Regions from separate parts of the Mus musculus genome. Here region 2 is linked to region 1. A link is a loop called in an ENCODE intact Hi-C map of the cell type or tissue named here. Cell type or tissue: heart. All regions are shown on one strand. Each heading gives the region's core, and the rest is flanking DNA. Links, peaks and the distances in the headings are about the cores only. Region 1 holds the start of Esam (endothelial cell-specific adhesion molecule). Region 2 has its middle 27 kb from the start of Msantd2.

The links. Hi-C counts contacts between places; a loop is a spot of excess contacts. Peaks named below come from ENCODE experiments on the same cell type or tissue, not always from the same donor. Only the 100,000 strongest peaks of a DNase experiment are listed, where the experiment ranks them.
Region 2: a loop joins it to region 1, with 2.4 times the contacts of the local background. A loop is called at or near these places in 7 of 42 quality-filtered maps.

What each region holds. Positions count from the first base shown.
Region 1 is chr9:37,519,584-37,535,249 of GRCm38, reverse strand. Msantd2 (Myb/SANT-like DNA-binding domain containing 2) reads right to left here. Exons shown (of 4, transcript NM_146222.2): 4 at 11,085-12,560. The coding sequence ends at 11,708. Esam (endothelial cell-specific adhesion molecule) reads right to left here and starts at 7,161. Exons shown (of 7, transcript NM_027102.3): 1 at 6,960-7,161; 2 at 3,575-3,762; 3 at 896-1,097; 4 at 557-712. The coding sequence starts at 7,029. In heart, for the core only: CTCF peaks have their summits at 5,012, 7,246 and 8,075 (motif pointing left); DNase peaks (open chromatin) are centred at 4,879, 6,489, 7,189 and 7,949; H3K4me3 peaks cover 3,904 bases; H3K27ac peaks cover 3,308 bases; H3K27me3 peaks cover 1,357 bases.
Region 2 is chr9:37,454,786-37,470,451 of GRCm38, reverse strand. No RefSeq gene overlaps it. Among named protein-coding and RNA genes, the nearest start is that of Msantd2, 27 kb to the left of the region's middle. In heart, for the core only: a CTCF peak has its summit at 7,577 (motif pointing left); no DNase peak of the experiment used is centred there; H3K4me3 peaks cover 1,179 bases; H3K27ac peaks cover 381 bases; H3K27me3 peaks cover 4,785 bases.

The sequences.
Region 1 (15,666 bases), core at 4,565-12,564:
AAAAACAACAACAACAACAACAACAACTCTTATTCTTTTATACAATCAAAATTACTTGCAAAGCCTTGGCAATTAATAATGACCCTTTAAAAGCCATCTCATGACTCATATTTCAAATATTTCAGTTGCTGATCATAGCGTATAATCAGGAGGCTGAGGCCAAAGGATCGTTTGTTAATTTGAGACCAGTATTAGCTATAGATAAGATTCTGTCTCAAAACCAAAGAAGCTAGGGATGTAATTTAGTAGTAGAGTGTCTATCTCTCATGTACAAGGTCCTGACTTAAATGCCGGTATCTCACACACACACACACACACACACACACTACCCCCAAATATTTCTTATATGGACTGGAACTCAAATCAGGCTGTTTAGTTCCAGACCTCAATAAAAGTATCCCCAGTTCTTAGAAGCTCTGAGCATAGCACCTGCTAATATATCGTCTTTCCATGTCCCTTTCTGTAAAGCCTGTCTTCATCACTCCAGTCTGTGAGGTACCTCTCATCTTCCCTCATCTTCAGCCACCATCTCAGAGACCTCCAGGAACCCTCTTACCTAAGGCTGGTCCAAAGAAGACCTGGGAGGATGGGGCCAGCCTCTCCCACTGGTACTGAGCAGTAGGTTTACTCCTTGGGGACTTGCAGTTCAGGGTCACATTGGTCCCGACATAGGGTACACCCTGTAAACTACAGGATGGAGGAGCTGGAGGAACTAGAGAGGGGAAGACAGGTTAAAATCCACACTCCAAGGGCCCACGGGTTTTGATCCCTCCATCTCTTAAGTCATTCCACCTTTCATCCCCAGGTCTTATGCTCAGCCACTTGAGAGGGAGACCTGCTTCACCTCCCTGTGCTGAGGTGGGAAAGAATTCAAAGATGTGTGTGTCTTACTCACCCAGCACTTTGAGCTCTATGCTTTTGATGCTGTGGCCTATACTTTTGCCTTCATCATTCTGCACATTGACAGAACAGCGGTAAGTCCCAGAGTCTCCCTCCTGGAGTGCCCCCAGGCGCAGGGACACATTCCGTGAAGAGATAGAGTGGACCAGGGCTGTTCCAGGTTTATTTGTCATGACTCCATTAATGTAAGACAACACCTAGTGGAGACAGGACATCTGTTAACGGTCTCCAATGCATCTGTAGGCATTGTCAGCATCTGTTGGTATGTGTCAGCTCAGCATGTCTTCCTCCTCCAAATTGGACGTCCTCGATGCTTCCTCACTTGACCTGAACCACCTTTTAGTAACCTATCTTCTCACCCACCCGCTCACAACTCTAGGCAGTTCTCACTTCCCATGTGGACCATCACCTCTTCAGCTTTTATGGTGGCTTTTAGGGGAGCACCATACTGGGAGAAGAACGAGCAATGCAAGAGGAAGCATGTATAAAAAAAATTAGATTGTACATTACAACTTTGTAAGGCCTAAAGTTTCTACCTTTAAAAGCCACACTAAAAAAAAAAAAAAAAAAAAAAACAAAAAACAAAAAACAAACAAACAAACAAAAAAAAAAGATTTTTTTTCCCCCTGTAATTGAGAGAGGTATGGCTGGGAAGAGAGCTCAGTCTCTGACATGCTTGTCCTGCACACATGAAAATCTGAGTTCAGACCGCAGAACTCGTGCTTAAAAATCAAAACAAACAAAATCTCAACAGGGTGGAACATTTATTTTTAACAGCACTGTGCAGTTTCTTAACCATCAAGTACAGTAATGTCTGATACGATTGGGACGGAATTGGAGTGGCAGCGTGCACTGATATTCAGCACCTGATATTCAGGTTGGAAGAACCAGCACTTGCTCCCTACAAATGCCTTCCGCAGAGTCAGCACAGAACCAGCCATTAACCTAGCACACGGCGAGTGTGAAATGGAAAAGATGGAATGAGAAAATAGCTACGTTAGAAAGACCAACCCTTTTTAAAAAGACTAAAAACTTCCAGTTTCTCCCGTTGAGCCCCTAAAACATCTCACCTTCAAGGCTGTCTACTTTGTTCCAAGAACTGACTTTCTCCTCAACTTCTTCCTAAATATCCAAAGACTGTACTGGCCAGTGTCATTCTACTTTGTCACTCCTGACAAATATTCTAGAAGCTGATATAGGGTCATGTATGTGAAGCACATATAACTCTAAAGCTGGAAAGCCACAGACAGGTGGACTCTGAGGCTTGGGGGAGAGCCAGCATAGCCCAATGATGTGTTTCAGGGCTGCTAATATAAGACCCTGTCTCAAAAACAAGATAGATAGCACCTGAAGAATGATGCCTAACGTTTGACTTCTGGCCTGCACATGAGCAGGCACACACACACACACACACACACACACACACACACACACACACACACATATGCATATGCATATATTCATCAATATGCATACACATCCAAACATGCATATATACACAAAAAAATTCAGTGGGGGATTGAACAAGATTGCCTGCCTTGCCCTAGTGTATTCAGGAATTCCTACGTTCCATACCCAGGACTGCATAATCCCAGCACTTGGCAGGCAGAATGAGAGGCAGGCAGGTTTCTAGGAGTTCAAGGCCAGCCTGGTCTGCATAATGAATTCCAGGACAGTCAGGACTATTTAGAGAGATGCTGACAAAGAAAGAAAGAAAGAAAGAAAGAAAGAAAGAAAGAAAGAAAGAAAGAAAGAAAGAAAGAAAGAAAGAAAGAAAGAAAGAAAGAAAGAAAGAGAGAGAGAGCGAGAAGGAAACACAAAACCCAAGATAATTAGATCAAATAATTTCCTTGAATACATTTTCCAAGACCATGCAAGGAATATATACAGTGAGGGAGTCTGAAAATGGTTTCATTTAGCTTCTGCATAAAAGAACCATTGAGTGGTACTCCTGTGTAGTGGAGGACCAGAGCTGCCAAGTAATGGCAGGGGCCCATACTGTCTTTCACAGATAGAAAGAATTTAGGGATTTGTGGCTGGCAAGATGGCTCATTGTTGGGAAAAAAAAAAAAAAGCATTGCCACCAAGGCTAATGATCTGAGTTCAGTCCCTGGAAGTCACATAAAGATAGAAGGAAAGAAGTGACTCCTGAAAGTTTATCTCTGAACTCTGTACTAGCACCATGGCCTGTACAAGCCCACTCTACACAAACATGAGGAGGAGGAGGGCTGATAATGGCAGATGGATCCAGGAAGAGATGTGGCCTGTACTTGACAATCTCAAGCCCAGAAGATGTCAGCTCACAACATGGGAAGCTTTTTAAGTTGGTGATGCAGGGACGGTGTCCCCTGCCTTTAATCTCAGCACTCAGGAAGCAGAGGCAGACATGCCTCTGTGAGTTTTGAGGCCAGCTGGGTATATAGTATAAGACCAAAAAAGAAAAAGGTTTTGTTTTACTCACACCGTGTTTCTTCTATCCTCAGTCTCACCCTAGGCCCCGCCCCACCACCCCACCCCACCCCACCCCACCCCCACTGGCACTTTTACCTCAGTTTCGTGTACTGGGATCCACAATGAGAACCAACACTGATATAGGCCGTCTTCTCTTCCCTATATTCTCTGCCAGCTCATCCCTACACCCCTCAGTTGTCATTGGCTAAGATTTTCCCCTCACCTGGTTTGGTTCCTTCCCTTCTTGTTCCAAGAACCAGATCAGGATGGGCACCTCCCGGGGGTGGGACCACGACTCCTCCCGTGCCATCGTGTACCAGGCGGGGAGCACCACTTCTTCTCCCTCTACCGCTTCCAATTTGTTGAGGCCCGGGGGCACGTGCAACTCCATCTGAGCTCGGGAGAAGGCAGCTGAAAGAGAGAGCAAGGAGGTGGTAAGCTCCTAGGGTGGGTTCCCTAGTCAGCCGAAGGAGCCTGCCTAACTTCCGTCGCTTGAGGGGAAAACCTGTCCCTGGAGAACAAAGCCTGGAGCCGTGCCCCGGAGACCTCTTTCCCAGGGTCCTGCTTCTCCTCACTCCGACGTCTATTAGTGTTCAGAGTAGGGACGGAACCACATTTCTATGTAATCATTCTAATCCTGAGGTACAGAGTCTGAGCAGATTCACCTCCAGAAGGGCGATTCCAGAAGGGAAAGCAGACCTGGTTTTGACCCACACCCCCACGGCACACACTTGCTCCTCCAGTCTCCTTGGTGGCAAGGGAGAATGGAGATGCCAGGCCAGGTCACCCAGACTCTTCAAGCCCGAGCTCGCAACTGGATGGCAGATCGCTACGTAGTTACTCATTAACCGCGCGGCTCCCTCTGAACTCCGGGAGCCAGCCCTCAGCTCCAGCGCCTGCTGGTGACTAGGAGAATCCCAGGCCTTGGCTCAGTCCCACTGAGTCGGCTACCCTAGGGAAACGCACGCCTGAGACTCAGCCAAACCCTCAAGAACACTTTTGGGGGTCCTGACTATCAAAGCGAAATGCCACTGAATTGTAGGAAGTGTCAGGATGAGAGTTGAGGACATTCTTCCCACAAGTACAAAGCTTCCCCAGCATGCGTTGGGGATAGGAAAGGGAGTGTCCCTTTCGGTTAGGGGGACACTGATGACACTCCAGTGCCAAGTGCTAAAGCCTTTTGGAAAATGACTTTGGATTAGCACAAAGCGGAGCCTGGTGACACCAGCAGCTCTCTTCCTGGGCCCTGCTCTTCCTGGATCATAGCACTCTGCACGCAGGACAAGCTGCCACCTTGGAGAAGGTGAGCGGGCAGCCGAGGCTCGGAGGCCCCAGACCATCTGCGCCAGCAAAGCCAATCGGAAGGCTGGGGAGACTTAGAACCCTACCGAGCCAGGATGCGCGCCTCCCCCATCGCTTCCCGGCCGCGTCTTAACCAAGGCTCCCACCCCTACTCCTTGTCCTTCGTGGCACCCCCCACCCCTGACATTTCCTGGCGGATCCCTGCAGTCGGAGCAGGAAACTTGCGCCCGCCGATAAGGCAGAAGACAATGAAGCCCGGCCCGTTAGACCGGAGGCTCTGCAGGCAAAAACAACCCGGCCTTGAGAAGGTCCACTTCCCTCCAGGGACTCTGCCTGCAGGTTGTTCCGCTACCGCCAGGCGCACCTTCCTAGCCTTCTTGGGGTAAGGCCAGTAAGGAGGGAAACATGTCTTTATCAGATAGACTTCAGCTTCCCTCCCCAAGAGTGTTCTAGCTGCCTCTTCCAGGTTTTGCACTTGCAGTTTGCAAAGCGAGGGGCAGGGGCTGGGAGTGGGAGGTGAGTTGCAGCATGTACACCCTTGCTTCGAGGTGAGCAAGGGACTCCTGGGATTTCCCAGCTCTCTGCTCTAGAGTCACTTGAAACGGAAGAATCCCCTAACTGATCAAATCTTTTTGTGACTGGGTGCCGCAAGGAGAAAAATGGGGAGTCCCTGGGTTCCAGTGAAGGACTCCGGAGCTGCTCAAGAATAGCATCGTTCAGCCCAATCTAAGACCAGAAGGAGAGAGCCAAGGGCCTAAGCAGAGCGAATGGGCCCTTCTCCCCAGGGCTACTATTTTTAGTTTCCCTATTTCTCTGAGAAACTCCCTTTGTGGGCTTCTCACGCTCCAGGGACAGTTCTGAGCCACGAAAGAGCACATGGGGGGGGGGGAGGGTTGCCTTGTGCCTTCCCCAGGAGCAGCGAGTGCATTTAACCCTCCAGAGGCCAAGAAGGGCAACCTTCGTGGCATTATTAGTAGCATTTTAGGCTCTGGATCTTTGATATGACAAAATCAAACTCAAAAGCTGAAAGAGAAAAAGGAGGGGCCACGGGTGACCTACAGAGGATGCCTGTGATGTTCAGGCAGCCAATATAGGTTTTTCCTCCCTTGCTTGGAGGCTGACATTGCCCTCTCCAACACAGTAAGGGCCAAGCTGAGGAAGAATGCAGAAAAGAAACAGAAGCTGAGGTTGAAGGTGCAAAAGCAGAGCTGAGAAGCTGAAGGCACAGGAAACACTCCAAGCTTTGGAGGGAAGGGCACAGAAGCTCTGAGACTCATATTTGGGAACCTAAGATCTCATGCCCTCAACACCACTAGGACACAGACCAGGCCGAAAGAAACCATGGGTGGGAGCAGGGAGATCCCCATCAATGTCACTGAATCTACTCTACATTCTTCCAGGTCTTACTTGCTCTGACATCCTCTAGCCCAAGGAAGAAGTTAAAGCGAGGATTCTAAACCCAGAGAGCAAAACAGCCTGGGGAATAGCTTATAAGGGACTTAGTTCCTACTGAGTCATTTCTCTCCAGATATAGTACTGGGTGGGCCACCTCCAGCTCCTGCTTAAGATAGTTGTCCTGGAGAGCTCACCCAAACACTTGTTTCAGGAGGTCCCCTTCCTCTTGGACCCTTTGGCACCCTCTCCCTATTTTCCTTGTTCCTTTGGATCTGAGAAAAGATAAGGACGATGGTAGACCTGATGGTAGGCTGTGTGCTGGAGTCTGAGCAACTGACCTCTTCCCGAATTTCCTGTGTCCAAATGACCTCATGGTCAGGCTTTGGGGGCATCTCCTTTGATTTCCAGGGCAGGAAGCAGGAAGGAAAGAAAAGAGCTTGGTGGGGAAATGCTGGGACGTGAAGTACTGCTTGAAGTACTTGCGTCAAGACTGAGGACCAGGCATTCCCTCAGGGATCTTTCACATCAGCTTGAATGAGGGGTGCGGGGAGGGGGGACTGGAACTAAGTCCTTAAGCCTTTAGTCACTGTCTCATCCAGTGCCTCAGCTTATCCAGCTGTGATGAGTGGGGGTAGAGAGTAGACAGGAATAACTGCCTTAACTCATCCCAGAGGTCTTGGCTGGAGATGCCTTTATCCCCCTCCCCAACACCACACACCACACCAAAGCTGGAAGCCGTTCTAGCCATAGAAGGCAGAAAGTGTAGCACCAACCAGTGATGTCCAGAAGTGGAGAGTAATGAGGAAAGACAAGAATGTCAAACAAAAATCCCTTCAAACCCACTCTCTAAAGTCCTCCCCTAGGATCAGATTTACCTGATCAAAGCCCTCCAGACCCGGTGTTTGACTCACCAAGGGTACTCAGTCCCAGGAACAAAACCCGCAGCAAGCTGGTCTCGGGGGTTCCAGCCTGAAGAATCATGGCCCTCCTTGGCCCGGAGTACTCAGGGAGAGTTGGACACACGGTGTCTACAGGTGTTGTGGGTGAGCGGCGGCAACCCGAATGTGCACAGGAACCAGGCTACTGACCAGGGTGGCTCCAACCCAAGTCAGCGGGTGTGCGGATGGGGAGGTGGGGTGGAGACCGACTGGACAGTGGGCGGGGCATTCAAAGGGGTGGAGAGGTCACCGTCCTGCCGGGCGCGGCGCGCTAGTGACTCGCAGCGGGGGAAGAGAGCTCTCCCCAGGCTCAAACAGCCGGATCCGCCGGCCTCTACCTCATACCTCCAGGGCAGGTGTCAGGAATAGAGGGTGAAAAAGGAGGAATGGGGGCGGGGGGACTAACCTAAATTTAAGAAGTGACCCCGACCCGACAATAAAAGCCCTGTATCTGGGGTCAGAACGGCCGCTCCAAGCCTGGCGTGCGGCATCCCGAATCAAAGCAGAGCAGCCTTCTCGGAGGAAGAGGGGAGCCCCCACGTTGTGTAGTGTGGGTTCAGCTGGGTTAGGAGCAGCCGCTGAAATGGGGATTCGAACTTTATTAGCCCACACCTCTCTCCGCCCGGTTCAGGCCCGAGGCTTCTGGGGAAGACATCCAACATAGCCCTGACGCCACAGGCCTTCCTGCTCCTAAGGCTAGAGAGGGGCTGGTTCTCCAGAGTTCCAGAAACCGAGGCCCGAGGCGGAGTGTATGGGGGTCTGGGGGGAGTCTCGGACCTTTGCCTCATGAAAACACGGAAGACCTGGTACAAGGGAGGTGAGCAGGAAACTGAGGCAACAGTCACAGGCTTAATGCTGACCAGGGAGGAGGGAGCAGCTGCAGGAGGACGGGATATAAATAATGTCTTTCCCTTCTGTACAGCCGCTGGTGTCTTCGCAACCGCCCATCCTTGTAGTGAACGGCTTAGGCCAGTTCTGATCCTTTAATTCCCAGGACTAGATCTTTCCGCTGTGAATTTAATTTCAACCCCACACCCCACCCATGTCATTGGGGGCGGGGATGGGGGTGGCGGCACCTCTGCGCCCCCTGATGGCCCGGGCTGCTTCAGCAGGGGGAACGCACCGGTTCCAGCCTAACAGCCAATAAATAAAAATATGCTTCAAGTATTTGGGCAGGGCTTTGCTGCGCAGGACAGAAGGCATAGCCACGAATGTCTGACGTGGCCTGTTCCGAGGGAGCAGAACTGTCAGGCAGTAGAGGCAGCCTGGCCTCCTCATCTCTACACACCCCATCAGCTCCAGTGTTGTGCAATGGCTTTTCCTACCTAAAGAGCCCCAGCCTGGCTCCTCTTCAAATACCAGTCATGCAGTGGCTCTACGAAATGCCTATACAAACACTAGACTGCCCCTGACATCTATGGAATCTACCTCTTTGGCAGCTCAGCTTTCAAACTTTGTACTGTCAAAAGGTGATGTTAGGGATGGGCTGTCTTGGTTTTCCTTGCCTATCAGATTTTTCTAGATTTGAGAATACTAAAAACATTTTTTAAAAAGTGTGTATGGGCCTGCATGTGTCTGCACCACGTGTGCAGTGCCTGTAGAGGCCAGAAGAGGGTGTCGGATCCCCTGGATTCTGAGCTGCCCTATGAGAAGATGCAATCAAGCCCCAATGCTGCGGAAGATCCTTACCCTTAACCCCAAAGCCATGTCTCCAGTCCCATAAGTACCTCTTTCAAACACCCTTCATCTGTTGCCTGGACCACGTTGTCACTCCAAATGAATAACTCCTCCCAGGAAAAGGAAGTACAAAGCTTTGGCTCTTGCCTAGTGACACTGAAGCGTCTGATGACACAGGTGTGTCCATCCCTGCCCAAGAGCTGCTTCCCAAAATCTCTGTTACATAATCAGCTAAGGACCTAAGGAGAGTGACTGTCCCTATGGCACAGAAGAATTCACAGGCTTTTACGCCTGAATTTTCCTCATTGTCCCCTATTCTAACCACTTCTGACCCCGAGGAAGTCGAAACCTAAACATTGGATGAGTGCAAGGTAGGTTCATCATAGGTTTCTCTCAACCACACTTCATGTACGATCTTAGAAAGAATTTATATTTGGGCTGGAAAGATTTCTCACACCAGTCAAGAGGACGTGTTGGTCTTGCAAAGGACAAAAGTTTAATTCACAGCATCCACATGGTGGTTTACAACCATCCATAATTGCAATACTAGGAAACCTGATGCTTCTGACCTCCACGCATGTGGTAGGTACATATACATACACGGAGGCAAGACACTCACACACATAAAAACAATTTAACTTAAAAATTTTCCAGAAGTCAAAACAAAGCTTGACTAAAAGGGCCTCTCTCCCTCCTGGATCTGTTACAAGGCTTATGGTCTTAGTCAGTCCCCTTGTCTGAGACAATGCTCAATGTCAATGTTACCTGACAGCCTATTGTCTTCTTTTCTATTGTCTCTGGTCAGATAGGATATTCCTATCAGCAAGTCACTGTCCTCACAAGCCTCCATTTCCCAAAGCTCAGTTTTGTCCTCTTCCCTGACCTTTAACCCATTTCAAGCCACTCGGAAACTCAGGCTTGATCTTATCTTTGCCCTCCATCTTGGTCACAGGAGTCTAACAAGGCCACACTCCCAGTTATGCAGGTCTAAAAAGTCCTCACCAACTGTTCCTAAAATATTGTGCCCCATCTATTAACTAGTGAAGGAAAGGAATACACGTAGGTAAGTTCAGCAACTATTAATGATAATTCTGGACTGGTCAGTGGTCACAATGGAGGGGCCATGCAGTGTTCCTGGTAATGTTTGTTCCGCCTGTGACTATGTTTGTTTCAGCACTGGTGACCATGAATTTACTCCTGTATGACACACCATCAGTGCATCCTCGCCTGAGGACCAAAGAGGAAACCTACAAGAATCTCCCAAGGCCCCCACATACAAATACTGCACACACTAAGAGCAGGTGCTGTGCCGACAGTACCTGGGTATTTATACTCTCCCTGAAGTGGCACCTATTTTTAGCAGCTTACATTAGAGAAAGAGGTTACTTCTTAAGCTTAGATTCAAAGAACACAGACCACCTCTGTGGTTAAAATCCCTGAAAAAACATACAAGCATCAATTAGCCAAACGGTATCATACTAAGGAGGGGGGGGGTGTCTTCATTTGAGGGTTGTAGGAAAGAATTTTTTTTAAATATGCAATTTTATTTTTAGTTTTTTTGAGACAAGGTCTCTCTGTGTAGCCCTGGCTGTCCTGGAACTTGCTCTGTAGACTAGTCTACCTTCAAATTCAAGAGATCCATCATACTCTGTCTCCCAAACACTGGGACTAAAGGACCGTACCACTACCTTCTGACTTGTGATTTTTTTTTTAACAGTAGAGAAAACCAGGGCTTATGGGTTCTCGTCTGGACCTGCTGCCCATTTATAGCAAAGCCACTGAAGATGAGTTACCCACGCTCCTGCAATCCTTGACCACCAGCGACTCTTCTTAGCCAAGGGTGCTAAGCTCCACGTGGAGTGGCACCTGACCCACTGGAGTCTCAGAAAAGGAATATGCATGAGTCACTGCCTAGTGGACTGGCACCTTCCAGTTTTTTCTCTCAAGGATCACTCTTCAAAGGCATTAGTATTGTATTTTTACTGGATCTTCATTTTCTTTTGTTTAGACACAGAAAGATCAAGGCATCAAGTTTGTCCTTTTACTACTTAGCAGACTTACCTCAATTAGTAAGTGAAAAACATGGAGAATCAAAGTGCCTTCATACCACTAAAGTTAGAAGGAACAGAAAGAAATACAATATGACTTCTAATGACCTCTGGAACTGACAAGAAAGTACTATCTTCATTGTTAATATATATAGAAAAGAGTGCATTTGCGGGGCTTGGGGGTCTGGTCCTTCCTTTTCTTCTCTTTCCAGTATTGGGGATAGAACCCTGGGTCTTGTACATCTAGATGAGCCACATACAGCCTGTCTGCCCATTCTTACAGCAAAGCCAGACAAATCCCCACAAACAGTGCAGCCACACTCCGCTACAAAAGGCTCAACTAGCACACCCAAGAAGTCAGGAATTCCTTTAATTTTTTTTTTTTTTTTTAAAGTTTAAATGGCAACACAACCATAAAAGTTGGTACATCACATAAACAAAAGTCTTTGCAGGCAACACTGATTGGAAATAGTAAAACACTTGGTCGGTGAAAAAATGAATTCTAAATTATATACAATAGTAGCTAAAGGTAATATTTAAAAACAGCTGTATTTACTGTGACTTGATTTACTCGCCATTATCTATTGCTTATTTATTCAAGGTTGTAAATAATACTTATAGAGATGTGTAAAAATGAAACAGTGAAAAAAATACAATTTTCAATTTCATATGAAACTCAAAGTATAAGTTTTGTCCAATATGGAATGTACCTACATTTGCTTATATCAAGGCTCTAAAACCAGTTTTAAAATCGATGTTTTCTTTTTGTAAAAAAGAACTGACCCACCATGCAAGACCTGCTTGCTCAAAATGAGCATTTCAGGTGAGGTCTGCTTTTCCTGCCCAGAGTCTATGATTTCTTAGAGGTTGTATTGGTCTCATCGTGGAAAAAGCTCCCATGAAGAGTCCGACGGCAGCATCTGGACGTGGGGTAGTCTGGGTAATGGGAAGAAGGGACAAGACTGCACAAGCCCAAATCCTTATGAAGGATGACACTCAGTTGTTAAATTTTAAGGGGTATCCAATGGCTTTTTCCAGACACTCAACTAATGAGCCGGCAGAAAGAAAATCCCTCTCTACTTCTACAAATTTGATGTAGATGGACTTGGGGGAAACTCCAGGATCCACAATACAGTTCTGAGACAAAAACCCATTAATACCAACCCACTCTTTACTGAAGGTTTTGGCATTTGCTTGGAAATGTAAAAACAAGCACTGCTGCAGAGTCCTGACCTCAGCAATACCGAGGTAGCAGTAGATGATCCGGGTGGGTTCCACTTCCACCTGTAATGAGGCTTGTGCTGAGAGGGTCTCCAGGTCGACTCGGCCCTCTTTCCCTGGGTCCAGAGCATGGCGCTCCACATCTGGTGAGAGAGGCCTCTCGATACATTCTTCATAGCCAATGGCATAAAGGCCTGGGCTTTTAGGAATGCCTCCTGGCAATAAATACTGAACAACATTGCCCCCGGTTGGCTTCGAGTGGGCAATGGGTATCCAGTCAATCTCCATGTGCAGCTCTAGGCACCTCGCTTCACTGATGGTGATCTCTAAAAACTTGTAGTAAACATTTTTCCAGTTCATTTTTTGCACCCGGGTCATAATGATCCGTCCCTCAGGCTTCTCAGAGTTGAAATACTCGCGAAGACGCTTGCCAAGGGGCACCTGTGAGCTGATCTCAGCATAATGGTAACGAATATCCTCTTTCCAGCGGGTGTTATAGCCAATTCCAAAAATGGCCAATTTATTGGAAAGATGGAGCCTTGAGAAGTCTGTCCAACTCTGAAACAGTTCCCATTTCAACTGCACCGACTCCAAAATCTGTACAATATTCTGCATGGTATCTCGCTTCCTAGAAAGAGAAGTTAACGGTCAAATTCTTCAAGTATCTAGAGCAGCAATAGCTAACAGAATTTTCTATGATGGTGGAAATGTTCATTACCTAGACTGCCCACTATAAGAGCCACTAGAACTTAAGATACAGTCAACAGGAATGAAATGTTACATTAAAACACCCACACCTCAGAAGGCCACAGCATTAAATGTCAGAAATACCTCCAAAGGTTCCTAGAATTACAAACAGCTTTTCATGGTCACAGATCAATTTTAGTAAATATAAATACTTATGCTCCTAGGAGTCTTTTTTTTTGGGGGGGGGGGGTCGAGATAGGGTTTCTCTGTATAGCCCTGGCTGTCCTTGAACTCAGTGATCCACCTGCCTCTGCCTCTCCAGTGCTGGAATTAAAGGTGTGCGCCATCACAGACCTTCACAGCGGTCTTCAGAACAAAGTTCCAAAGGCAAAGAACACTTTAACATGAAATGCCGGTGCTGCCTCAAAACAATACCTTCATTTTTAAAACAGGATTTATGAGTCAGTAATTTTTCACACATGTTTTGGAGGAAAGTAAGTACATGGTTATAACTAAGGACCTAATACAAGGACAACATGCCTCTCCAATGAACATTCAAGGTGATAACCTCAGAAATGCTTCAATTATGACTTGCATAATTAGCAGATTTAGCAGATTAAGATAGAACATGGGATGGAATTCCTGTTCCACAGGCTACTTAAATGATGTATTGACTGATACTTCACATAATTTACATTCTTTTTGGAAATGATAGTGTATACCTTTACTCTCAGCACTTACAGGGCTGAGGCAGGCAGATCTCTGAGTTCAAGGCCAGCCTGGTCTACATGGTGAGTTCCAGGACAGCCAGGGCTACACAGAGAGGGGAGAGGAGCAAGAGAGTGAAAAAAGGAAAGGAGGGGAGGGGAGGGGAAGGGAGGGGAGGGGAGGGGAGGAGAGGAGGGGAGGGGAGGGGAGGGGAGGGGAGGGGAGGGGAGGGGAGGGGAGGGGAGGGGAGGGGAGGGGAGGGGAGGGGAGGGGAGGGAAAAAATGGTTTCTCAAATATGGCCAAACTTTGATATGCTAAGACTGGCTTATTAGATATTAACTTGGAAATGGAGCTGTTATATTTTTTTAAAATTAACTATAAGTTTAACTACAAAAGTGCTTACTTGTTTACTCACAATCAAAAAAAGCAGCTTGGCTAAGAGTGCTGGGTTTTGCTTGGTTTTAGTTACTGTTTATGAATAGGGGCAGTGTGTGCAAGGGCTGCTGGAGGCCTAGGATGTGAGTCTCTGGACACTAATACTGGGACATCAACCTGAGGCCTCTGCAAGAGCACCAAGCACTTTCTTAACCACTGAGCTTTGTTTCCAGCCCTCAGCTAAGAGAATCTTCAGAAGAGGCGATGGTCCTTCAGACTTTCGCTTTAAAATCTTCTATCTTCCAGGAGAAGAGCTTTGAAACATTCTGGAGAGGCCTCACAAAGCCTCTTATTACCCTGGTCTATCGAAGACGAAAAGAGCTAACACTGTGTTACAGTAACGGGACCCTAAGGGTGCCTTCCCTCGTGAGTCTGACTTACAATCTTCTCAAGTAAGCACCTAAAGGAAAGCGCTCAGTTCCTGGACCACTTCTCTGCTGAGGAAATAGGAAGGTACTCACTCAATCACAATATTCAAGTGTGATGCTCTGTGAGGCAGGTATGTTTCTGAGTGGGACAAAAGTTCAAAGGAATACTGTCTTTTATAGATATCAAATTGTTTTTATAAACTCCCTTCTCTTAAACTTTTGTGTGTATGTGTGTTTGGTATACGTACACCTGTGTGTGTATGCATGTACACAAGTCAGAAGAGGATGAAGTCTCCCTCCTCCCCTACCACTCTCAGCTGTGTTCTTTTGAGAAAGTGTCTCTCGATGAACCTGGAGCTTTCATGGTTTGAGTGGGTAGGCAGCCACTAACCCAAAGATCCTCCTGGTTCCATCTCTGTCAGCTTTACAGGAGCGAATGGCCATGGCCATTTTTGGCAGAGGTACTGGGACCTGAACTCATATCCGCATGCTTTTACATGAGGTGCTCCTAACACTGAGACATCTCTCCATGTTTTATTAATCTCAAGGAGGAATACACTAGGAGATGGAGGAGAGTGAAGAATTGTGTTCATCTTGCTCACTGATGTATTTTAATGCCTTACATACAGCAGACACTTAGAAAACAAAAGTTAATGAAACAAGATTGGGGAATAATCTTAATGAAGCATGGATTAGTCAGTAAACTAATCACATAGATGCTGGGGAGGGGGCAGGTGGGGAAGGAAGGAGAAAACCAAATAAAACCCAACCCACTACCCAGATCAAGATATCTGTATTTTATTTGATACTTCATTTTCTGAGCAAGTCAGACACTACAGAGAATCTCAGAAGTGCCAGACTGAGGTACAAATGGCCAACTGGAAGCTCTTCAGATCCTCTCACTCCTTAGTGAGCTGGCACCAGAGAAAAAGCACACCAGAGTTCTGCTGGACTCAGCACGACAGTGTTTCAGAAGCTTGGAACAATTTGGCACCATACTTATTTGAGTAGTTCCTGAAAACTGCCCACTTCCCGGGTTCTGAAGATCCAATGCCAAAAAAGGTTCCAGGGTTTAAGGCTAGTGGCAACTCTGTGATGGGTCTATACCTAGTTACATCAAATGACCATGTCCTGAAGATCCCAAGTGGCTATGTGGGAGACATAGGGCACTTTAGTTACAAAGCAGAGGCATTTTTGGAGAGTGAGGAATTTAAAAGTATGGATTTAAAAATCACTTTAAAAATCATTTGCCAGGGCTAGTGAGATGGCTCCGAGGGCAGAGCCCTTGCTATGTAAGCCAGATGACTCGAGTTCAATCCTTGGCCCCATGTAAAGGTGAGAGAGCCTGTGACCCCCATAAATGCACTGTAGCCAGCATGTGCAATGAGAATTAAGTTAAGCTACCGGTTTTCCTTCCTGTCTACTTTGATGTCACTATTTCAAAAAGGTAACTACCTCCTCTCAGTAAGAGTTGGCTTTGCGTTTGCTGATTTGTGTCACATCCTGCTTTTGAAGAGGACTAGGGGACACTTTCT
Region 2 (15,666 bases), core at 3,146-11,145, 63 kb after region 1:
GTGCCACTTTACACACTTTTCAAAGTAAAGCAGGACTAAAGGAACACATGGAGATATTAAAATCATTTGGAAAGCCAGACCAGAGAACTCACCAGACACACTAGGCTGAGGAAAAGGAGCAACTCCTCTTCCGACTCCATGAAAACGAACACTATAATGTCAACTTGTCCTGTGATAGACAACACAGAGTGTGATCAGGGACCTGACAGGCAGAGAACCCTGGACTGTGTCAGGGTCTTCAGCTCGGCTTGTTTCCTGTTGTTGACTGGTCCTGTTGGAGTGTTGTCTGTCAGTCTGCCTGTTTGTTCATCCCTCTGGATCTGCCATCGCCAATCTGTCCTTTTGTTCTCCCAGACCCAGTCTTGCCCTTCATTTTTCCCGTCTCTCCCACTTCATCAGCTTAACTCTGAGCCTGTGGTTTGACTCGGAAGCAGAAGCAGCTTTTGGACCACTCCAGCCAATTCACTAACTTACCCCACAGAGACTCTAAGTCTTATTGGTTTCCCAGTGTCTGCCTCTGAGACCTCTTTGTAACTCCTTGAACTCTGCTAGGGTCTTTTTAGCCCTTTGCAGTTGCTGTACCACTGAGGAAAATAAGATGAAATGAGATGAGAGAGAGATTTAATATGTGATTCATAATGTATCACTTGAAGTGTTAGAAATGCGTGTTTTGGTTGGCTATCCTGGACTACCCAAGTAAGTTGCTGGAAAGACAAAACAGTACTTGTCTGGGATATGAAATACCACATGAGGCTGTTTCTATATGCTTTGCCCTGGGGAGTGGCACTAGTAGGAAGTGTGGCCTATTTGTTTGTTTGGTTTTTGGTTTTTTTGTTTTGTTTTGTTTTGTTTTGTTTTTTTAAGACAGGGTTTCTCTGTGTAGCCCTGGCTGTTCTGGAACTCACTTTGTAGACCAGGCTGGCCTTGAACTCAGAAATCTGCCTGCCTCTGCCTCTCAAGTGCTGGGATTAAAGGCATGAGGCACCACGCCCGGCAATTGTGGCCTTTTTGGAGGAAGTGTGTCATTGTAGGCTTTGGCTTTGAGACTCTCCTCCTAGTTGCCTGAAAACAGTCTCCTGTTTGCCTTCAGAACAAGGTGTAGAACTCTCAGCTCCTCCAGCGCTATGTCTGCCTAGATGCTGTCATGCTTCCTGCTATGATGAAAATGGACTGAACCGCAGAACCTTTAAGCTAGCCCCAATTAAATGTTGTTCTTTAAAAGAGTTGCCTTGGTTATGGTTTTGAAAGACCCTGAGAAGAGCCCCTCGCTCAGGCCTCGGGATAATAGCAGACCCCCAAGAACTCACAAGAGGCCGGGCGGTGGTGGCGCACGCCTTTAATCCCAGCACTTGGGAGGCAGAGACAGGCGGATTTCTGAGTTCGAGACCAGCCTGGTCTACAAAGTGAGTTCCAGGACAGCCAGGACTATACAGAGAAACCCTGTCTTGAAAAAACAAAAAAAAAAAAAAAAAAAAGAACTCACAAGAGACCAAGCTTGATGCAAACCACATGAGGCTTTATTCGGGGAAAGCCAGAGCTCTGGGGACGACTCATATCCCACGCAGGGGTAGAGGAGTCGACCTCGAGGGGAAAGGGGTCCCAGTTTTTATAGGCCCTGGGGGGGGGGGGGAAGAAGAAGAGGGGAGTAGGGGATTTCCAGATGTAAACAATGTCTATTCTTAAGAAATGGGTATGGGAGGGGTACAAGGAAAGAGTCTGGTGCAGGTGCAGCAACTCTGGATTGGCCCGGCTGTGGTTGCTGGGGAGATTTTCCAACTCTATCCCAGCAACCAATATCACAAACACCTGACAGTGAGGTGCAGCAGTGGGCACACACCTGGGTTCAAGGAACGGCCAGAACATTGGCAGACACACGGGTTCAAGAAGTGGCCAGAGCATTGTGCATCTCTATTTTTCTAAATCAGTGAAGCTACTTCTGCTAACAATGAAACCTATTTTGCCAATGTCAGGGCTTCTGTGACCTTTTACATTCTGTCAGGATCTTTCAGTTTCTCTTCACAGCAATGGGAACCCTAAGACACCATACTACTGAAAGTGCATGAGCTGAGCTCTGGTCACAAAATTACCTGATCCCGGGGCTGGTGAGATGGCTCAGTGGGTAAGAGCACCCGACTGCTCTTCCCGAAGGTCCGAAGTTCAAATCCCAGCAACCACATGGTGGCTCACAACCATCCATAACGAGATCTGACTCCCTCTTCTGGAGTGTCTGAAGACAGCTACAGTGTACTTACATATAATAAATAAATAAATCTTTAAAAAAAAAAAAAATTACCTGATCCCAGCTTTTGCTCTAAATTTATACAGTTATCCTAAAGTTAGTCACCACAGCTTCCCGATTGATGACAGAAAGAAGTGCATTTTGTTTGTTTGTTTGTTTGTTTGTTGAATTGATGTTGTCTAAGGATTGATGTTAGCCATGACCAAAAGCAACTTGGGGAGGAGTTTATTTCATCTTAAATTTTGTAGTACATCATTCAGAAAAGTCTGGGCAGGAACTCAAGGCAGAAACCGAATCTGAGGCCATGGGGGACGCTACCTACTGGCTTGCTCAGCCTGTTTTCTTAGAGCCCCAGGACTCAGCCTTTTGATGACCAGGACTACACGTGACTACAAGTGTCCAACCATTAAACTATCCATCTTTAAAACATCAAAACTTACTTATGTTACTCTAGTGTGTGTGTGTGTGTGCGTGTGCACGCACGAGAGTTGTCTACTGGTGTTAGCAGGGGCCAGAAAAAAAGGCATTGAACCTCCCAAAGCTATAGTTGCAGGAAGTTATGAGCTCCTGACATGGGTGCTGGAATTTGATCTCAAATCCTTTAGAAAAGCGACATGTGCTCTTAATGGATGAGCCATCTCCCTAACCCCATACTGTGCCTCTTTCAAAACGGCATTTATGCTGGGCAGTGGTGGCTCACACCTTTAATCCCAGCACTTGGGAAGCAGAGGCAGGCAGATTTCTGAGTTCCAGGCCTGGTCTACAGAGCAAGTTCCAAGGACAGCCAGGGCTACACAGAGAAACCCTTCCTTAAAAAAACGAAACAAAAGCCTGGTGTGGTGACACACGCCTTTAATCCCAGCACTTGGGAGGCAGAGGCAGGCAAATTTCTGAGTTCAAGGCCAACCTGGTCTACAGAGTGAGTTCCAGGGCTGCACAGAGAAACCCTGTCTCGAAAAACCAAAAAACAAACAAACAAACAAAAATGGTATTTGTTATCTGACATAGGGGCACATGCCTTTAATTCCAATTCTCAGGAGACAGAGGCAGGTAGATCTCTGTGAAGTTGAGGCAAGTCTGATATATATAGAGAGTTCCAGGACACAGCTGGGGCAAAAAAGGAAAAGGAGAGAGAGAGAGAGAGAGAGAGAGAGAGAGAGAGAGAGAGAGAGAGAGAGAGATTGGAAAGGGAAGAAGAAGGTTCTCTTGCCCAACTGTGATCTTTCTTTTGCTGCCCTAAGAAAATCCAATAGAGGGTTTGGATTGGCATTGTAGAAAATTCCGGAGTAGGATCATAGGACGGAGATAGAAACAGTACATCCCACTGCAGTTGAAAACTCTTAATAAGACCTCATAGCATAGATGCTATGTAAGAAATGGGGGGACTTTCTATCCCAGGGCCTGAAGTAGTCAACATAACTGTCCTGTTAACTAATTGGAATAACAGGTCTAGACAGATGGCTCAGCAGTCAAAAAACACTCGCTCTTGCTCAGGACCAGACTTGGTGCCTCACAGCTGTCCATAACTCCAGTTCCAGGGGATCCAATGATCGTTCTGACCTTCTCGGCACCAGGTATGCATGTGGCACACGGACAGAACAACCATAGACATCAATCAATCAATCAATCAATCAATGAAAGAGGATGCAACCAACTGAATATACGCATATGCTAAGAAAGTTGAAATTGTCAATGAAAAAAATAAACTTATGTCATCTCCTTACATTTATAAATCAAATTTAAAGGCCATATGTTGGATTGAATGAGTCTGTTTTTTACATTGGTCAAGAAAGGCAGTCTTTCTTCAAGCCTAGTTTTCTGGCATGAAGGCAAGAGGGCATGACATTCCATGACTGTTATAGATGTGAACAGTTTTATTTACTGGGGTCATTAATAGCCTCCAACCTTCTAGGTAAACATTTAACTTTGGAGCATTAGCATACGATGACTCACTAATTTTAAACCCCTTTTCCCTTATATGTCCATGTTAGGGCCACTGGGTCTTCAGCCTTTAAGCCTGGACACAGGAACAAATTCACATATATTAACTGCAGAGTGCCATAGTTTACATAAGACCTGCTTAGTTCAAATGGGATTGTTAGTTTTGTATCTCAACTTAGTTCCTGTCAATGTAGCAACTAAGAAAATTCCTTTGTAGAAAAAAAAAAAGCTTCCAAGCATGACCTGGCAATTGTTTTAATGGATTCTCAATGAAGGGTGAAGTGCTAAGTTATGTAGCCTGCAGGCATCCCATAAATATATTTAGACTAACTCTTTCTGCAGCCCACATAGAAAAGGACCCAAATAAGTACAGCTTCAGTCTTCGAATAGTGTTTCTTCTAGGCCCCGTTAGCACATCTTTAAACCTGTATGATTCACAAGGGAGCCTCTGCAGTGAATGTGTACCATCGAGAGCACAGAAGCAGGCTGGACTGGAGGTCATGGTTGGGCAGAGAGCCATATGCTGCTTCATAGAGAAAGAGAGCTACAGAGTGAGTTCAAAACCAGCCAGAGCAGCTCCATGAGAGCCTGCCTTAAAATAAAATGTGACAACAGCAAAAACAATGAAAGAGGTCTGGAAATATAACTCAATGCTAGATCAATTGTCTAGTATACAGGCCACCAAGTTCAATTATTAGTACTGCAGAAAAGCCAAATAAATAAATAAATAAATAAATAACAAAGGAGGGGTTAGTATGTATTGAGATCAGCTTTCTCTATTTTTTTTTTAAGTATAGAATAGAGTTTATTCAGGGCATGGGGGGGGGGTTAGAGTATAGTAGAGGCAGAGAAAGGCAGAAAGAAGGAAAGAGTAGAGAGGTGGGGGGCCTGGCCATGACCATGTAGAGTGAGGGGGGAGAGAATGGGGAGAGAGGAGGAGCAAGGGTGCAAGAGGCAAGGGAGAGAAGCAGGAATAAAAGCCAGCTTACTCTAAATAGGGGAGTGAGTCCTCAGAAAAAGAATAGCCATTCAGGCTAAAAGGACAATTCCTCACTTGTGTTAATATAAACAATTTTATTTACTTATTTGATACTATATTTTTATATTATTCATCTGGTATTAGAGATGGAATATTAGGCCCCTACATGCTAGGCAAATATTCTGCCATTGACTTACATCCCTAATTTGACAATCTTAATTTCTGTGCAAGGTATAGATTAGTACTCATCTTGACTTTGTGATGGATGCTTTTATATTATTAAGATTTGTTTTAAAGAAAGCTAAGATGAGGTATGCAAGCAAAATAGTCCTATAAGAGAAGAATATTATTTGTGAATGTGTATGTATGCATATTACTGGGGATAAGGTCCAGTATTTTTCACATGCTAGGCATACAATTTTCCCACTAAGTGATCAACTCAGCTCACAATAAAATCCTCCATATTCTTGCTATATGCCACTTTTCCTATAGTTATTTAGTTTTTGTTATACACTGAGTATCATTTGAGAGTCAAGATTGTTACATATTGGCTTGAGATTAAGCCAATTTCTGAGCACAAAGAAGATTTATTTGCCCCAGGGGACAGAGGACAGGGAATAAGAGACAAAGACAGGAAATAGAGGACAAAGAAGAAGGGGAAAGGAACAAGAGAGAGGGAGGAGCGATATTTATCCTGGAGGGACAAAGGACACCTCTGGATACAGAGGAGACAGATGTGACACATAGAAAAATGATAGTTTATAAAGAAGGTACAAGGGGAAACCCTGTATCAGGATGAGGTGTTTAATTTTCACTGGGCATGTTAATAAGGTGACCCAAAGGGGAATTTTGATTGCTGGACTTCAATACTTTGATAGTTAGACCTTGGTAGTTAGCTGGCCCTGTCCCTCTCACTGCAGCTCTTGGGAGAGCAGGCCTTGCACCACACCTGGACAGCACAAATAGAACTGGCCCTGGTGTGTGTGTGTGTGTGTGTGTGTGTGTGTGTGTGTGTGTGTGTACAAGGGTAGGTGGATAGGGTGGTGAGCTGACTCCAGCCCTGTCTGCCAGGTAGTGGTATGAGTAAGAGAAAGATGCCCTTCCAAACCCCTCTCTCCTCACTGCCTCCAGCAACAGAGAGAGCTTGCCGCACTTCTTGCTGGGTGAGTTAGCTGGAGCAGTGCTAGAGACCTGGCACTGGTAGCATGGTTGTAGAAGGGATGGTGGGCTAACCAACTCAGTTACCACCCAGGCCCAATCAGATCCAGGGCTTTGAATTGGCCCACACCAACATCTACACCATCTATAAACTGCTGGAGTGTGTGAAGGGACCAATCCTGCATATCCAAAGCTGTAGGATCTCTATGACATGGAGCAGCAACAGGATATATGAGAGGAATCAAGGTGAGGATTCACTATCGATAGTGTAGCAGAAGCCAGAAGCCTTGAACCAGACCAATGACTCATTGAAATGAACATTTGCAAGTAAAGAAGTATGGACAAAAGAGTATACTGTGTGACACACTGTAGCTTCCAGGATGAGAAACATTTTATTCTTTCTGGGAGGAGGTTGTAAGGGCAGAGAGTAGATACAAAGAGACTGGAAGATAAGTAAGATAATGTAAAATTCACAAAGAATCAATAAAAAGTTTTAAACACACACATACATGGTGTGTGTGTGTGTGTCTGTGTGTGTGTGTGTGTACCTTGAGATGCCTGCACCCACCTTTGCCTTGGGTATGTTCAACTATCCTTTTATTTTATAGTAATGTTTATTTTATGTGTATTGGCATTTTGCCTACATGTATGTCTATGTGAAGGTGTCCAGTCCCCTGAGACAAGAGATACAGACAGGTGTTAGCTGCCATGTGGATGCTGGGAATAGAAGTCTGGGTCCTCCAGAAGAACAACCAATGCTCTTAATCACCATCTCTCCAGCCCCAGCTATCCTTCTCTAAAACCCACCCCAGACCATGCAAGACATAAGAGGGTGACCAGCAGACATGGACTGGAAGCAAGAGAAGCCAAGCTGTGTGCTTGCTAAGTTGTGCAGAGATGCCACATTTTTATGACTTCAGAAACGTCTAGTTTAAAACTAGATTTTTTTTTTTTTGCATTGTTCTTAGTTGAGAAGCCTTTACCAGAGAGTATGTCCCTTTCCAGAAGGAAAATGTAGCACATCTAAGCTTCGCCGCCCCGCTTTCACAGATGAGGAATCACAGGATGCCTTAGGTTTCTTGGCAGCAGATACAAAGGCATTTTCAACTACCCACTCTCTCTCCCGCAATCCCCATCTAAGTACAGAAACAGTCCCCTTTGCCCTGGCTCCGATTTGAGAATCATCTCCCAGCCTTTAGCTCTGGGGGAGGATTCTCATTAATGAGTCAAGGCCTGCCACCTGGTGGTAAGAAATAAAAAGCCACTTGCTTTCTCATCTAACGCTTCTTTCAAATAATTTTTAATTTTAAAGATTTTATTTCTTTATTATATATATATATTATGAGTACACTGTCGCTGCCCTTCAGACACACCAGAAGAGGGCATCAGATCCCATTACAGATGGTTGTGAGCCACCATGTGGTTGCTGGGAATTGAGCTCAGGACCTCTGGGAGAGCAGTCAGTGCTCTTAACCTCTGAGCCATCTCTCCAGCCCTTCAAATAATTTTTTAATGTAATTTTTATTTACTTTTTGTTAATTCCAGCATTACTTGTGATAAACCAATGGCCCTTTACCGATAATAATTTGACACTTTAGGGAATAATTGTCAGCAGATAGCTGAAACTCATCTCACCTTAAGAGTGTTTCAAAACAGCCAGAAGCAGCAGAGGGGGGACAGTCATACACATACACTGAATTGCTCTTATGTACTAAAACCTATGTTCATTTACAGGCAAAAATGTTTAGATCACATCTGTACTGCTCCGGTGACTGACGGACAAGTTAGAAAAATAAATCAGGCAGCTCTTGCTCCCTTTGTCCCTTTGAAAGGCTGTGGGGGTTTGTTTTTGTTTGCTGATAAGTTTTTTTGTTTGTTTGTGCTTTGAGACAGGCTATCCTGCTGTCCTGGACCAGGCTGACCTCAAACTTACAGAGATCCTCCTGTCTCTCAGGCCTGCTTTGAAAGGCTAAGGGCAAGAGTAAATTATGAATCTATTAAGAGACTCCTCCAAATTTCCAAATACAGACAGACAGACGCACGCGCATGCACGCGCACACCCTGCGGATCTTCCAGGCATTCGCTTGTGGATCTCTCCTTGAGAGTGAAGGTACCTCAGCTTTTCCAGGACTGAGTGCTTCTGCTTCCACCAATTTCAGAAGCCTAGATTGTTCCTTTCCAGCTAGACTAAGCTCTCACTAAGGATGCTATTACAACACCATTACCATACTAGTCACCCGGCAGCTCTTAGAAATTCAAATCTCCTGGCCCCTTCCCAGATGAAAAGAATCAGAAACTGTGGGTGTTCAGATGTCCAAGTGATTGGGATGCACACTGTATTTTGACCAGCACAGGCAGAAAGTCGCAGACCTGGAGGAGGCTGGGAGTGAGAGGGAAGGAAGCCAACGAACCCATCAGACAACCTAGTTACTTCCCCTGAGTGGTAGAGGGAACAAAACATCTCCAAATGGAAAAACACAGGGTCATCACAGAGGGCTTTTGCCAACTCCACTTGGCACTGTTGCTGTGAACATAATTTCCAAATTAGCCTTGGTGAGACAGGTTATGGTACTGTGATCTTTATACAGAGCCAGAGACTCAGACTTCATTTCATATTGCTTTAGAGAGAGACCTCCACAGTGTCCAGAATAAGTAACTGGGACTGTTTCTATCCCAGTATCCTTTTCTTCATCCCTTCAAGACTCATGGAAGACTCACCTCACTTCCCTATAGTGTGGAAGACTGGAAAGTGCCCCAATTCTGTCTGGAGACAGAATTGGCCCCATCAAGTCCCAGGGGCAACCAACCCTCCTTGCTCTGTTGGATGGTTGCAATGATACAGTATCATGGTTGCAATGCTACAGTATCATGGCAATATACTATAGCAAGTATTATTCCTTAGCATTTTTACTCTGTCTTCCTTGCCCATCCCACCATATCCTTTTTGTTTGTTTGTTTGTTTCTGCCTCCCTACTTGAGTTTCTAGCTTAAAATGGGCATTACACATCGAAACGCGCTTCTTCTATTTTTCCTGTTCTCTTCAGCTACTGTCAAAAAGCGACAGCTCAGGACCAGGGTGGCAGACTGTCACAGTCTCATCTGAAGAAACCACTCTTCAGGAAGAAAGTCGTAGCTGAATTCAGGCATCTCCCTTTTCCCTTCATGACTTCTTGCAGCTGTAAGGACACACAAAAAAGCACAGGACAGATGCGGGGGAGTGGGAGACAGGCTCCATATGTCCTAAGTCCGTGGTTACCTAGGTGTGGAGTCCGCGGGACTCAGCTGCTGACTAGAAGAGGGGCGTGGGCGCGGAGCGGAGCCCTCCCCCGCCGCCCCGAGCTGGGTGACTGACTGTCAGGACGCATCTGCTCCAAATTTACGACGCCTCCTCCGGCCGCGGGTGTCCTCTCTACGGCCTCTTTACCAAGTGCTGCCCCAGCTGAGGCCCCTCCCCCGGGGAGGGGGAGGCCACGCCCGTGCTTGCCGGCCGGGGGCGGGGAGCAGGTGTGAAGCGAGGGGCGCTGCGGCGCGCGTGGTCACCCTCCACCGCGCCGCGGAGACCCGGCCTCGCCCCGGCGCGCACACAATGGCGTGGGGCCAGTTGCCTAGCGGCTCATTACTTTGGCCCGCCGGGGAGCGGCTGATGGAGAAGGTGGGAGCCAAGAGCGCTGCCACCGGGTCGCTAGAAAGACAGCGGGGCCGTGGCGCGCGGGGATGATGAAGAGGTCTGCACCGGGGACCAACGGCCAACCGGAGGAGCGGGTCCTCGGCACGGCGCTGGATGGTGGGGCTGGGGAGGGACCGAGGCGCGCCTCTCGCTGTGCGGGGCGTCTGCGATGGCCCATTGTGTGTTGCCGCGCAATGTCAGCCTGAGCCCCACTGCCGCTCGCGCCGCGTGGGTGCAATTCTTTCTCTCAGCCGCCCTTTCTTCACTAAGTGAGCAGCCAGCGCCACAGACGCGTGTCTAGCGAAGGGGTTCTCCTTATATAAAGGAGTGCAAAGAGGAAAGAGACTGTACAGAAATCAATCGCATGGTGCTGGGGTTGGCTGGGTCTCTCAACCTGCCTTTCGATGAGCGGACTTTCCCTAGCTTCCCCTTTCCTCCCCAGCGCTCTGTCTCTCGAGTTTAACACCCCCTTTCTAGCTGCTGGGTCGCGGGGGTCCAGCCATTCCTTCATTTATTTATTCTCCTAGGCAGTAGATGGCTTTGGCCTCTGCAAGGGTGAAGCCTGGCTACGTGTACGTTCCACCTTTAATGCTAGGGTGAGAAGACAGCTTGGAGAGAAATGGGTAAAGAACTTAGGGGCCGGTTCTAGGTCCTTATCGTGTAGTGTCCCATGGCCAGGGACTCAGGTTGCCTTATTTAACTCTCCTCCCTAGAAAAGGACCTAAAAACGGACCAAAAAGGGTTTATGGGAGCAAGGTCTGGTAGAAAGGCTTTGAGTTCACTACAGAGGTGGATTGGATCAGATCCAATGTCACAGTCTGTCACAGCCCATGGACCAAATTTAAAGCACAGGCACGTTTTGGCCTATAAATGTATTCTATATACACTCTGTTATCCAGACTATTTTTTATGGGTAAGACAAACACACAAAATTAGAACCCTCAATATTCAGCTCAGCACTTATATATCTGATATCTGTCAATATCAATATCAACCCCGGCATCTGCTCGTGGTTTTGAAGCAAATATCAGAAACCTTACAACTTCTTCTGTAAATATTTCAATGCAGGAATCTTTTAAATAGCAGTAATGGGCCAATGAGATGGCTCTACGGGTAAATGTGCTTGCTGCCAAACCTAAGATATGATTTTAATTTGAACCCCAGACTCACAGAGTTGAAGGAGAAAAACCAACCCTCCTCACAAGTTGTCCTCTATCCTTCACAGGTGAATTCTAGCGCATGCTCAGTCCCACACATACATGCACAGATTGCACTAAAACGTTTTAAATAAAAATAAAGAGCAATAGGATTAGCATATCTAAAATAACAATCCTTTATCTAAAAATCTGATGATGGATTATCTTTAGAGAGGATTCCAGCTCACAAGTGAAAAGGAAATCGTGGAAAGGAAAGTCTCAATTTGTCCATCTCCAATGGAAGAGTGCACATATTCCACCACTGTTCCCGCTGTCTTATTCCCATCAGTGTACAGACTTAGACCCAAGTGACTATATACAGTGTGTTGTCTCTTTTAATCTGCCGTCCTTCCCATCCCTTAATTATTTTTTTTCCCTCTGTACAATTCATTTGTTGGGGAAAGCAGGTCATTTGTTCTGTGGAGTTTCCAGTCTGGGTTCTGTTGAATGTATCCCTGCGGTGTCATTTCACATGTTTTTCTGTCCCTATTATTTCCTGTAAATTGGCTGTTAGATATAGAGTCGTGATCAATTAACGCTTGATTCCCCCCCCCCTCCAGAATACGTCATAGGCAATGTGTCTCCGTCTATCAGGAGTAATGCTAATGTCTGCTGCTCTGCTTTGTCGTTATATGAGCATCCAGTGACAGTGATCACCAAGGTTCATTATTCACGGGAGACAGCTAATTCATGGCATTCTGTCTCTATCATTTCCTCATTATGAGCTGAGATACTTTTCTAAGGTGAGCCTGCCTTCAAGTATTTGTTTATCCTGCTTTGAGTAAGAAAGGCAAGACAAATGTTTGGCTTGAACTCTCTCTGCAAATCAGGCTGGTCTCGGAGCTCCACCTGCCTCTGCTTCTCAAGTGCTGGGACTAAAGGTGTGCACCATCATACCTTGCTTACTTAGTATTTTTGAAATAACCAGGTTGATTTGTTGGCATCTCCTAAAGGTAAATGATGCTTTTTAAGTTTAATCCAAGCCAAACCAAAACCTACCCAAATGGGTGGCTGGGGTTTAGCTCAGTGGTAGAGCATTTGCCTGGTATTTGATAGGCCCTAAGCTTTGTCACCAGAACTGGAAAAAAAAAAAATAGCCAAAAGAAAAACATCATTACAGTTGAGACTTAAATAGAGTTGAAGTGTTTTAGACTCGGTATGTGTTGACTGCTACTTTAAAATGAGATTCCACTAAGCTAAAGTGTCTGTTCTTTGTCCCTTTTCCAGGAGATTAGAGCAGGCTTTGCCTGAGGGGCACCATCCCTCCAGTGGGTACTTAATCTTGCCTGGGTCTTTTCTATCTCTTCCTTGGGTTGTTGCAGCTGTGTGTGTGTGTGTGTGTGTGTGTGTGTGTTGGTCAGCTAGATACATTCCAATGTTCTCACCTTATAAATGATTAAAAACTGATACAATAACTTACCTAACCCGGCCTGGATGGAAGTATCCTGGCTACTTACCAAGAGCAAAAGGAAGATTGGGGTTGGGGGCGGGGAGGAGTGGCCTGTGCCTTACCTTCTAGTTGAGCTGAGCCAGGGGCCTAGGAACATCTCAAGAAAATCTTCTCGATTCCAGGAGCATGCTTTGCAGAAGAACACTGGGCGTATTCCAAACGCTTCTCTCTGTTACCTCCCACACCCAGTCACCTTGCTTGCTAATTAGCCTCCCTGCCTTCATTTCAGGCCCCTCCCATCCACCCTCTGCACAGAGGTTTTCCAAAATATTACTCTTAATGGTTTTAAAATCCACCGCTAACTCATCATTGCCTTTATAGTACATCTAAATAGAACTTAGTACTGTCTTCAAGGTCTTTCTGCCTTCTACCCATTCTGTCACCTGGGCATGACCAGCTACACTGAATTGTGGTCCAGCTCTATACACACTGATCTGTGTAGTTTTACCCTTTCTATTAGCCCTTAGCTTTTAATTCCTATTTACAGGTTAAGACCCACTTCAAGGCTTGAAATTAAACTCTGTTTCTGACCTGCCTTGGCAGGCTGGGATTCAGCACACCAACCACTTTGCCTGCCTTTCCACAGCACAGTGTTTTCCTTAAATAGCACCTTGCTACTGGTGGCCTTTTACTTTGTTTGGAGATTTAAGTGTGTTTGGGCCCATGCTCCTAACCAGAGCTATGTCTGTATGTTCAACACTTGGAGGATGTGGCGAGTAAATGAAGTCAGATGAAAAAAATGGGTTGGTGGAGTTTTGTGCAGAGGGGATCTTTGAAGCCTTACAAAGGGGAGAAAAGACTCCACGGTGGCTCCTGGACAGAAGCCCGAGAGACACTAGGATTCCTTGTGATTGATATGGCATCCTGGAAACAGCCCAAACTCGAGCTTTTGGCTGGGTAACGCCTGGCCCTACCTGAGTTCAGCCATCCTTCAACCAGTGTGTGGATCTGTGGGTCTGTGTGTACCGATGTAGCTCCGCGCCCGCCAACCCCTCCTTCCTCCCGCTGGGAGGATAATTAAAGCGCCAAACGGCGGAGCGGGCGGGCAGTGTTCCCGGGGGCGCATTTCATCGGGGCTGATTAATGAGGCCGGAGAGTTAATGAGGAGAAAGCTAAACGGTGGAGCTGAGCAGAGGAAGCCCTCTCTGCAGCCCTGGAGGGGAGCCCTCCGAAGGCATCTCCCTCCCTCTTCTCAGCGGCAGCGGTAGTAGCGCCAGCCACATGGTGTCCCTGGCTCCACTCTCAGCTTTGACTCAGGGGAGGGGGAGTGCTCTTACCACAGCCAGCCTCAATGGAGAAGTCATTTTGTCCTTCCACTGCGGATGCTGAACAGAACCTGACCCTGCATCTAAAACAACAAAGGACGTCTGGAGAGCCCACTTTTATTTTCTTTATGGGAAACTTTGAACCTAGGTCTCAGACCACCTGCAGATTTCACTCCTGGCCAGAGCTGAGAAGCAGCTCTGCTATCATCGACCCAGCGACCTCGGGCAGGTTTAGTCCTGTGAGAGACTAATGCACCTGTAAACCCGTGTCATACTCTAGCATGCTAAACATGCCTTGCTCTTATCTGGAATGGATAATAAGAACTTGGTGTGTAGTTCTCACGTATTCTTCCCATCTGCTTTCGGGAGCAGACTCTAACATTAATACCTTGATCCCACAGATTAGGGCACTGAAACTGGGAACCGTGACATATAGCCCGCCGTCATCCAATTTAGCTACCTGTCTGCTGTGATCCAGTGACTCAGCACTTAAGCAGTGGAGCTGGTAACTGAGTGCACACAGCCATAGTTATCAGATTCTTCATTCTTAGCATCCGGTTACATATAGTGCTGTTCTCAAAGTGACTGTCGGGGATGGAACCCTCAAACAGAAAGAGAATAGTGATGATCATCTTTCCAAGAGTCTGTTTTTGGCCCTTAACCTGTGCGAGTCTGCATGAGATGGCTCAGTAATCAAGAGTGTTTGTTGCTCTTGCAGGACTGGAGTTTGATCCCTAGCATCCATATTGGGCAGTTCCCAACCTTATGTGACTTGAGTTCCAGGGGATCCAATGACCTCTTCTGGTTCCTGCGGATCCCAACAATCACACACTGGCTCGTTCCCGGGGTGGGGGGGAGGGGAGGAGGTGAGAAGAGGGGGAGGGCGAGGGGGGAGAGAGAATATATATATATATATAAAAGAATGGCTTGAGATCAATCAACTTCCAACACAGAGTGAATGAATTAGGGATTCGCTGACTCTTGAATGGGTATCTTCTGCTGAATCAAGGACACTGGAGCTACTCAGGTCTACAGAAAACAAATCTATCTGCCCCTTCTTGTCAGACACTAAATGAACCCTGAAAACTTCATCCTTGCTGATGCTACACACACACACACACACACACACACACACACACACACACACACACACACACAGTGAGAGCCAGCAGCACCTACAAAAAGGGAAGCATCAATAATTTTCTCCAAAGGAGCTTGAGTCTAGAGAAACCAATATTTAACATCCCCATTTACATTTAAAGCGTGGTTCTGATTATGAGATGGTAATGAGGGGATTAGCTAGAGGAGAGCTCCCTGCTTGCCGCCCTCTCCCATTATTTCCAACACCTCTCCCTCACCAGGCAGGGTGGGCTTACTTCTGGAAGAGGAGTGTGGGAGAGGGGGTTGGGCCCTCCCACAGGGAGAACATCCGAAATGCCAGAGCAGGGCCAGGGCCCTTCAAGACCCATGTGAGAGCCCCTTATTCATGTCTGGAATCAATTAGCCCAGGAGAGGTGATGGGTGAGATGGGAGGCACCTGACTTTGGTCCTTCCTAGTCACCTCCCCTTGTCCCCCATCTCCCCGAACGATCTCTCTCCTGTGGGATTCTGCATTGAATTCAGGGTAGCAAGTTCCTTATTTTATTCCTTGCTAAGATGAAAAGCAGAAGTTTTTGTTTTAAGATGTTAAGATTATCTTAGGACCCCACACAGTGGTGTATGACCATAAGCACAGGACTTGGAAAGTGGTGGTAGGGAGATCAGGAGTTCA